2 separate regions of the Mus musculus genome follow, and region 1 is linked to region 2. Evidence: chromatin contacts called from ENCODE Hi-C or POLR2A ChIA-PET data. All regions are on one chromosome and are shown on one strand. Each heading gives the region's core, a stretch centred on a gene start or an enhancer-like site at or near the end of the contact. The rest is flanking DNA. Distances are from core to core; before and after follow the strand shown. Region 1 holds the start of Sec23a (SEC23 homolog A, COPII coat complex component). Region 2 holds the start of Mipol1 (mirror-image polydactyly 1).

The links. A loop is a pair of places that touch in the nucleus more often than their neighbours do. ChIA-PET counts read pairs that join two places held with the same protein, here RNA polymerase II (POLR2A).
Region 1: a map of heart shows a loop between it and region 2 (9-fold over the local background). The contact joins the promoter of Sec23a here to the promoter of Mipol1 in region 2. A Hi-C loop is called at or near these places in 1 of 37 maps with a recorded cell type or tissue (heart). POLR2A ChIA-PET finds 5 or more read pairs at or near these places in 1 of 5 experiments (Patski).

The regions. Positions count from the first base shown.
Region 1 is chr12:59,009,787-59,014,832 of GRCm38, reverse strand. It overlaps Sec23a (SEC23 homolog A, COPII coat complex component), which reads left to right and starts at 2,816. Exons shown (of 20, transcript NM_009147.2): 1 at 2,816-2,987. Gemin2 (gem nuclear organelle associated protein 2) reads right to left here and starts at 1,442. Exons shown (of 10, transcript NM_025656.5): 1 at 1,220-1,442; 2 at 779-863. The coding sequence starts at 1,356.
Region 2 is chr12:57,228,630-57,233,417 of GRCm38, reverse strand. Mipol1 (mirror-image polydactyly 1) reads right to left here and starts at 2,993. Exons shown (of 10, transcript NM_001164370.1): 1 at 2,807-2,993. Prps1l3 (phosphoribosyl pyrophosphate synthetase 1-like 3) reads right to left here and starts at 3,006. Exons shown (of 2, transcript NM_001037746.3): 1 at 2,807-3,006.

The DNA of each region.
Region 1 (5,046 bases), core at 1,567-4,066, 1.8 Mb before region 2:
GTCTCTACTTCCAAGTGCTAGGATTACAAGCGTGCTTACCAACAGGCCTGGTCTTTAGGGACCTTTTCTTTATGATCCTCTGTTGTGTTCTTAGTGCCCAGCACAACCTAACTGCTCAATAAAAAGTGTGCTGGCTAAGCAAATGAATAAAGAATATGGACAGAAAGCTGCCAAGACAGCTGTGTTTCTATACTGAGAAAATGATACCAGGTCAAATTGAAAAAGTGTACAATGCACCACCCTGAAAAATAACTATAAAGGTATATCCAGAAAAAAATATCCTTAATTATTTATAAAGGTCAATATTAGTAAACAATTGAAGTACTTTTGTTTGTTTGTTTGTTTGTTTGTTTTGAGACAGGGTTTCTCTGTGTAGCCCTGGCTGTCCTGGAACTCATTTTGTAGACCAGGCTGGCCTCGAACTCAGAAATCCGCCTGCCTCTGCCTCCCGAGTGCTGGGATTAAAGGCGTGCGCCACCACGCCCGGCTATAAAGGTCAATATTAGTAAACAATTGAAGTACTTTTTGGGGGTAGGGGAAGTAATCTTTTAAATGACACACACACACACACACACACACACATTTTCCAGAGGGTCTCAATGTAGGCTGGCCTCCAGACCAAAACGCCTCTGTGTTAGCTTCCAAGTGGTGCCTAACTTTATAAGGAGCAATCTAATCTTATACACACCATAACTTATATTTTTGATATGATAGGAAAATGTTCGTGTTGTATATGTGTGTGTTGTTAAAATATTCCCAGGTGGTTGGTTAAACTCACAGAAATGTTCACACTTTGCTTCCTTTTCAACTTCTTTGGGTCAATCTGGGCTACCACAACATCTGGACATTGGGCTGCTTCGATCCTACAATTAAGTAATACATACATGATACTTATTATTTCGCTTTGTAGAATAGAGAGATGTGTTTTACTTTATTATGAAATGGGAAATAAAAGTGCAAGCTCCCAATGAAAAAACGAAACGCCTGACACCTAGATGAAAAGCAAAGAAATTTAAGAACACACGTCTTAACGTGCAATCAAGTTCAAAAGTTATCTGCCAACCGTAGGGTGTAATAAGATCTTAAATTTCCCGGACCTCCCGAAAGATAGGAACGCAAACAGAGGAGGGACTGTTGCACACCAAGGGTCAGGCGCGGCACCAGGGCTGTACACAGGGGCACGACAACCAGCCCACTCGCACGGGGCGAAATCACTCACTGCACTCTCCTCAGATATTCCTGAGGCGTCCTGGGGGGGACCGAGGGATCGAAACCTTCCGTCAAGTCACAGGGCTCCACAGGTAACAACCGTGGCATCAACTCTTCCACCGCAGACTCGGCTGGAACCCACGCCATGGTTCTCGCTCCCGCCAGTCTCAATCGGCGCCCAGAGTAGGCACGGCGCAGGCGCCTAAGCGACCTCCGCCGAGGCCACCGGCTACAGGCGCAAGGGGGCGGAGCCACACAAGAAACCTGCTGGTTGCATCAAGCTTATGGCACCGGTGGTGGAATGTAGCGCTCGAGAATAATTCCTGGCAGAAGTGGTTCCTGAAGAGTTTCTAGGTCGCTCTGTCTAATCCCATTTTCTCGTCTAAAGCTTGGGTAGGCGGCAGGGACTGAGGATGAACTTTGAAATCTTTAATATTTTTAAAATTAATGAACAATATCGCTATAATCGTCATTTTTAGAGTACTAAAGCCTTTAACCATTTGTAAACACGTTACATTCGTCTAAATCTTACAACCCCTTAGGGTGGTGTCTTTCTGACTTCGCGGGGAACAGAGTGGATGAATGCAGAACTTTTTGTTTTGTTTTTCACTTTTTCGGATAGCATCTTAAAGTTTAGTTGAGGCTGTTCTGGAACTCATTAGGTAGCTCAAGGAGTCTCAAACTTGTAGTGATCCGATCCCCTGGCCTCAGCTTCTGGAGTACCAAGTATCACACGAGGATAATTTTTAGGTTTTTGAGACTGTCTCTTCTGTGGCTTAGAAGGGTCTACAGTTTGCAGTGTAACGTAAGCTGGGCTGCCTTTTTTTTTTTTTTTTTTTTTTTTTTTTTAACCTTGACTATTGAGATTACAGGCATGAACCATCACCACTAGCCGAGTGAGATACTTAAAAACTTTAAAATTACTATTTTGCGATTGCTTGTGGGTCGGTGAGGAGGTCAGAATACAACTTCTGGGAGTAAAGTTTCTTTTTCTGCCTTATGAGTTCTAGGCAAGTGAGGTCCCTGAGCCAAGCCTTCTCATTGGCTCTTGACAACACACAGACGAAAACCCAAAATTAGAGGAGAATCCGAGCATCTATTTTCTAGCGAATACTTCAAATAATTGTTAACTCGTGCTTCGTTCTTTCTCCTCTTTGGACACGGATACAATGTCAGGAAAAAAACTTGCAAGAGCCTTTTCTATATACTAGAAAACAAAAACAATCGTTCAAGCAAACAGTAGACGTGAAAGCTACATCTGGTGGTTAACATTTTTTTTCTTTTTTTCTGGGGCTAGCAATGCCCTAGTCAGGTATTTTAACCTTAATCCTACACACGGCCTCGAGCGGCCACATCCCACCCTTTATTACTCCGGTTACCTCCCTTCCTCCACCGCCCTGGCTATCGCATCGCTTCCTGCTAGCCCCGCCCCTTCCTGAATTGTCCCCGCCCTCCGCTTTGCTTGGCCGTCTTTCACGCTCGCCCCACCCTCTTTATTACTCCCGGTTCATCTTTTCCGCCACTCAACGCGCCCATTACCTCCTGCGCGCCCCGCCTCTTCCGGGACTGTTCCCGCCCCTTCGCTGGTCGCCCCTCCCCGCCTCCTCCCCTTTGACGTGGCAGAGGCGGCACCAGCCATGTTGTCCTGGCCCAGGCCCTCCAAGAGGCCGGGGGCGGGGCGGGGCCGCCCCTGATTGCGGTGCCACGGCTGCTACAGGGCTTTGGAGCGGACTGACGACTGTGCAAGGCGGAGGCTGTGGCCGTCACGGAGCTTCTAGGTAGGTACTGTGGTAAGGACTAGCGTGGCAGCCACCTCTGCTCCACCGGGGTCTTAGTCGGAGCTGGGAGGCGGGCGGCGGGCCGGAGTGTCAGGATTGTTGGCTCTGTCCCGGCTGTGCTCTCGCATAAGCAGCGGGGCGTGCCGGAGGCTGTGGCCCAGCGCCGAACCGAGATCGCTGAACCCTGTGCTTGTCATGGCGACGGAGCGCCCTCGTCTTTAGTCCTCTTAGTTTAGGTGGAAGGACCGTAGCAGGATGGAGACCGAGGGTCTGAGCATCTGGCTCTGCACCCACCCCCACCTCCTGGGTGACACGCTTTGCCAACCCTGCCCAAGGCTCCTGTGCCCTGGGGCCTCTAGGTTCGTTTCTTGACTGCCCAGGAGTGCCCTAGACTTTGAACCCAGGTGACTACATCACCTGTAATTCGGCCTTGGGCCTTATAAAGGTTAAAGAAAAAACCACCAGGTATAGCTAGTGCCTGGGGCCTTGATTATTAATGATCAGGTTTCAGAACTGAGCAATACCATGCACTGGGGCATTTATTCTGTCTGTAGAGCTTTACTGTTTGTGGGAGAGGAACAGGAAGAGGTAAATAAATCCATAGGTAGAGTAGAGTTGGAGATGTCTAATTCATCTCGTCAGCTAAACTTCTGTCCTGTCTTAACACAACCCCACCCTAAACCACGGATAGCTAGGCACATTTACTGAAAGAAATTTAAATTTAAATGTATACTAACATCTTCCTTCTTTCCAGCATCATCAGAGGGCCTTTGTTTTTTAATTGTTTCAATGACCAATTTTATTATTGCCCCCAAAATTCTCACATAACTGATGTGAAATTTGAAGGCCAGAGAAGTTTATTGCCCAAGAGCAAAAATTTGTTACTCAGTCTATTTCATTGGAAATTTTACAACTGGGCCTGGGAAGATGGCTCAGAAGTTAAGAGCACTGGTTGCTCATCCACATGAATACACACACATACACGGGCACAGAAACACACACTCACACAGAGAACTCACTACTGGCTTACAACCTCTTGTAATACACTTACACACACAGTGCCTCATTACCTATTTACAACGATTTGTAACACACCCACATACCTTTCATCTCAACCCCCAGCTCACTAGTGGTTAACAAGCAACTCCATTGGTAGAGGATCCACCACCCACTTCTGGCTTCCACAGGTACTGCACACACATAGTATACAGGCAGATACAGGCAAAACACCAATAGACAAAAATGAAATAAATATATATAAAAGAAAACTTGCAACTGAAATGTAGGGAGGTAAGGTGGTAACAGATAACTAATTTACTTAAAATTTGTATGTTTTCCCATTAGGAATGCATAAGGGGGTAAAAATGGAATAGAGAAAACCGATACTATGGGAAGCCTTTCAGGATGTAGGAAAGTGTTTGCTGTGTTATGATAAAGTGACATGAGGCTTTGACTCTATCAGGAGAAATTACTTAATTAAAATAGTCATCACTGCAATAAATTATTGAAAAAATGTGACTTTTTTTTAAAAAAATGGCCTTTTGTATCTTTATCACGTTTTAAGAAGATGAGTTTGTAAAATCTGCATTATAACAATATTTCAGGATGTGTGTGTGTGTGTATGTGTTTCAAACAGGGTCTTACTATGGCAGGTCTGGAACTGACAAGAGATCCATCTGCCTCTGCCTCCTACGTGCTAGGATTAAAGTCCTGTTCCAACAAGCTTGGCTCTATTTTTCGGCTAATGTTCGTATTGGATGATCAGGCGCTTGCCAAATAGATCATCACACTAAGGAGGTTTGTGACAGGACTTTGGAGGTGGGCTTTGTGATTCGAAGCGTGAACGGTTACTTTGGAAAGAGAAGGAAGCTGTGCATGACCATGTAGCTGGACAAAGTAAGAACAGGGTGCTGCTTGCTTCAGATGACTGCTGGGCAGTGAGAGTGCTAAGATGTTCAGTGAACAGCAGTGAGTGGCATTGGAGCGCAGAGAGAGGTTGAGAGAAAAAAACTGAGCAAGAGGGATGATACTGTGCTCACATATCACTCAGGTGACGCTT
Region 2 (4,788 bases), core at 1,744-4,243:
TTTTTTTCAGCTTCTCAACAAGACAAACTATTTTTTTAAAAAAAGAAATGAGACAAGGCTTTAAAACAAAAAGTATCACGAAAGATGAACTGAGTCACTGATAAAAGACGATGTCTGGCTTACAGAAAGATAGATTAATCATAAAGCTGTATACTATGAATAGCATGACCTCAAAAATTAGATATGTACATATACATATGTATGTATGTGTGCATATGTGTGTGTATATATGTATATGTGGATGGCTGGGTGGGTGTGTATCCAGGGAGAAATAGTCTTCATTATTACAAAAGGAGTTTTAACATGTAGCAAATTGTCAGCACTTATTACTACTAAAACACATTAGATATACAAATTGTTATTAGAGATTTGAGCAACAGCATTAATAAGGCACATATAAAACAATCCATCCACTGACAAATCCATATCACTTGTGCAGATATATTTTATAAACAGCTACAAACAGATTAGTAAGAAGTTTTAGTGATTATTCATTTGAATAAGGAATTAAAAAGTCCATGTTTTATATACTTCTTTCTATATGAATTATTTCACAATAAAGATTTTAAAAGTTATTATCAAGTTTTTTTCTATTTTTCAAAGTTCATTCCACAAGATAAAATACAAAGAAGGATTTTGAGCTCTTTGCCTTGTTGCCCTGGATGGCGATGGATGCTGACCCTCCACTATGTTTGTTTTTGGTCATGGTAGTCTTCAAAATCCTCAAGATAAAATACAAAGAAGCCCTGTGGGGTGGTGCCCTCATTTAATCCCAGCACTTGGGAGGCAGAGGCAGGATAATTTCCCTGAGTTCAAGTTCAGCTTGGTCTACATAGCAACTTCTCAAACAGCCAGACTCAAAAGAGAATGTCTTAAGAAAAAGACGGAGACAGATGTTGGTATGTTTAAAGAAGAAACAAGAAGAATATTCAAGATTATAAACTACAGTAAACTGAACCCTGTTATAGTCTAGTTATTTCTAAACTGTACACATATTACACATAATGAAAGCAATCTCAATGTACATACACAAATCTAATGCAGTACTTTAAATTTATACTATATCACATACCTATATATATATTAAAATTAAATTTCAAGACATAATTATACTTCATGAAAATGCAATAAATTGTACACAGGACTTAAGCATGGTTTTGTATGTTTATTAAGCTTTCAAACTTATCACACAAAGATTTTTATTTTATACTGTCTTTGAAGAATAATGTACATGTCCTATTCATATTTGTTTTGCCATTATTACTTTTATCTAGTGAAATAATTCATATTATCTCACTTTTACAAACTTTGCCTCCATTAAATAAATATATTGCTTGGGCTGTAGAGATGGCTCAGTGGTTAAACGCACTGACTCTTCCAGAAGTCCTGAGTTCAATTCCTAACAACTACATGGTAGCTCACAACCATTTGTAATAGGATCTGATGCCCTCTTATGGTGTGTCTAAAGAGAGCAACAGTTTATTCACATACATAAATCTTTAAAGTATATACATATATATATTGCTATATTATTTTCATAGGATTGGATCTAGGTTGGTTTCTTTCAATTTGACAAGACTACCATGACCAAAAACAAACATAGTGGAGGGTCAGCATCCATCGCCATCCAGGGCAACAAGGCAAAGAGCTCAAGGCTGGAACCTGGAAACAGGAACTGAAGCAGAGACCAGGGAGTAACCTTGCTTACTGGCTTGCTCTCCATAGCATGCTTGGTTTGCTTCCTTAACAACTGCGGTCCAACCTGCCTGGGGCTGAAAAAACCCAGTGATCTGGGCCCTCTCATATCAATCATTAATCAAGAAAATGTTCCCAATCTGATGGAGGCAATTCCTCCTTTAACTACCCTCCTCTCAAGTCACTCTAGTTTGAGGCACATTGAGGTACGGGATGATAGCCTATGTAATGATTATGTAACTAACTGTCCTTTGATGTGAGGTTCATTCCAGATGGCAATACGAAACTTTGCAAAGTGAGGTAACTCGTGAGACAGGTTAAAACTGTCCTTCTTTAGCTGTCTACCACCATCGGGAATTAACGGACATCAAAACGCTCAAGGAGCCCTTCCAAAGGCCTATTCTCTTAGAAACCTAGTCTATTCTTCTATCTTGTAGTGTCCAACTTCAAGTACTTCACCAATACCACTGGGTGGTGTCATCCTCCAGTTAGAAAAGCCAGCTCTTGGCCGGGCGATGGTGGCGCACACCTTTAATCCCAGCACTCGGGAGGCAGAGGCAGGCGGATTTCTGAGTTCGAGGCCAGCCTGGTCTACAAAGTGAGCTCCAGGACAGCCAGGGCTATACAAAGAAACCCTGTCTCGAAAAAAAAACCAAAAAGAAAAAGAAAAAAAAGAAAAGCCAAATCTTGAATGTAGTGAAGGCAGAGTTTGCAGCTGCATCTTACTAATGTAGGCGCCGGGCATACTGAACTACACTGGGGTTTTTGCTCGCACTTTGAAGGGTGAGAACTGTGAATCGCTCAAGTGTCCCGCAAAAGCACAGAGTGGATCCGCGGTCCCGCCAGGACTGAAACCCTAACTCGTCAAAGCTTAGAGGAAAAACAGCCCACACTTCCGAGTCATTGTTCGTCCCTTCTTAACTTTTGAAAGACTATGACGCCATGAGGCCGAAACCTGGAGAAGGAGCGGTGTTGTCACCTGAGGACGCCGCGACGCGGGCCACGCAGCGCTCCTGCACCTCCAGGGGCCGCGGCCGGAAGTCCCGGGCGGGCTGCAGGCCACCCTGAGGTTCTCCCCCCTCCCCCAGCCGCTCCCGGTCCACGCCGTTACCTGAGGAGCCGCGGGATCCTTAAGCGCCCACTCCGCTCGCGTAGTTGCCCGGTCCTGTGGCGCCGCCACCGAGGCAGCCAATCGTCGCGCGAAACGCTGCGCGTGCCCCTGAGTAACCAAAAAGAGCAGAGCGGGCGAGAGGAAGCGCGCGAGAGCACGCGGGGACGAGGCTGCGCGCAGCGAGCATGCGCGAGTCCGCTGGCTGCCGCGGGGCGGGGCGGGACGGGGCGGGGCTTCCGGCGAGCTGGAGGGCTCAAGGATGGTTCCGGGCTGCTGGAAAGGAAGGCGACCTCGAGGTCGCGTTCTGTGGGAGGAGCTGACAACCAGTGCGCGCTAACTGGGGAAATGTGTGGTTCTCGGGCTCATCCCATGGAGTATCTTCACTGGGCAGTGGTTTCCTTCTGTGCGCAGTGCTTTGCGGGGACAGAAGGAAAGGTCCTGCGAAGTGAGCCAGAGTGAGACTTAGACATCGGCCAATGGTTTCAGAAAAGCTTTAAGGCTGGTGACATTTTGACTTCAGGACTAGAAAGGGTGTACTCAGAATGTTCAATCGCAGAACTTAAAAGAAAGGGCTGAACGCCAGGGATATTTTTAAAGCGAAGTATAGGAGTAATGTGGAATTCTATTAGATGATATAGCTGATAATATTCGAATATTTTTCTCCTTTTAAAGAAAGAGAAGTAGTGTCCCTATGCTGCCCTATCTAATCTAGAACTCCTGCACCCCACCCTAGCCACTGATGCTCTGGTAATTTAGTGTTGAGCTATTGAAGTCACTCTAACTTATCTATTTATTGAGGGCATACTACATGCCAAGTAGTCTTCTGGATGCTGGGGTAACAGTAATAATAGTAATTTTTTACACCCACAGCAGAAAATTATATTTATTTTCTGAATTAATAGACAAAGTTCGTGAAAGACTTTATTTTGGCTTATAGCAATACGAGATCCGTGTCCACCATGCTAATAAAGGCAGGATGGCAAAGTGGCTAGCCATCCAGTCAAAAAACAAGAGAATAGAAAATGGAGCTGGGCTCTATAACCAAAAAGCAGTGACCCATTTCCTCTAGCAAAGGTTCACCTTTCAGAAGTGCCACATACTCCACAAAGTAGGTGACAGGAGGAATGAAGCATGGAAAAAAAGGATGAGATGACCAGATGGAAATTATTTGGAATAAATAGAGCATAATACTAAAAAGAAAAAGTTTCATTATTTATGTAACTAATGACTAGTACTAGTGACTTGTGACAGATTCAGGCTTTAAATGCATTTTTAAATTTTATTTATTACTTTACATTAGTCGGAGTTGAATCATATTTTTATGTAAACAAACCACCACTAAAAAAATATGATTATGGTGGTACACATCTGTAATTCTGAACCTTTGAAGAGTGAACGTGAATTCCAGGACAGCCTGGGATACATAGCAAAAGTTTCCAAAAAAGAGGCCACACTAACTTCTAAACAATGAGCCCTAGCAGGGCAGTGGTGGCACACACCTTTAATCCAGCACTTGGGAGGCAGAGGCAGGCGGATTTCTGGGCTCAAGGCCAGCCTGGTCTACAAAGTGAGTTCCAGGACAGCCAGGGCTACAGAGAAACTGTCTCAAAAAAACAAAAAAGAAAAAAATGAGCCCCCATAAAATGAAAAATTGTGTACTTTCAGTATACAGTAGTGTTCCAGAGATTAAGATAGCAAGGGAAGATCAAGTAAGAAAAACACTGAAATTCAGCACAGCAGACATAAAATCTTGAAGCTCCATATTCAACAGCTGGAATTCTTTGGACTCCAATAAGCTTGCACAACCCTGTGGGCACTAGCTCTCTTGCCTATAAGTCATGTAGCCTTCCATCCACACCTGCACCTCAGTGGATGTCCCACAGTTGTAGTATCTCCAACATCACCTCCCAAGCGTCATACAAGAGCCTCTCTGGACCTCTTCAGGTGTGAAGGGATTTGTGCAGGCCTGTGCTATAACGTTC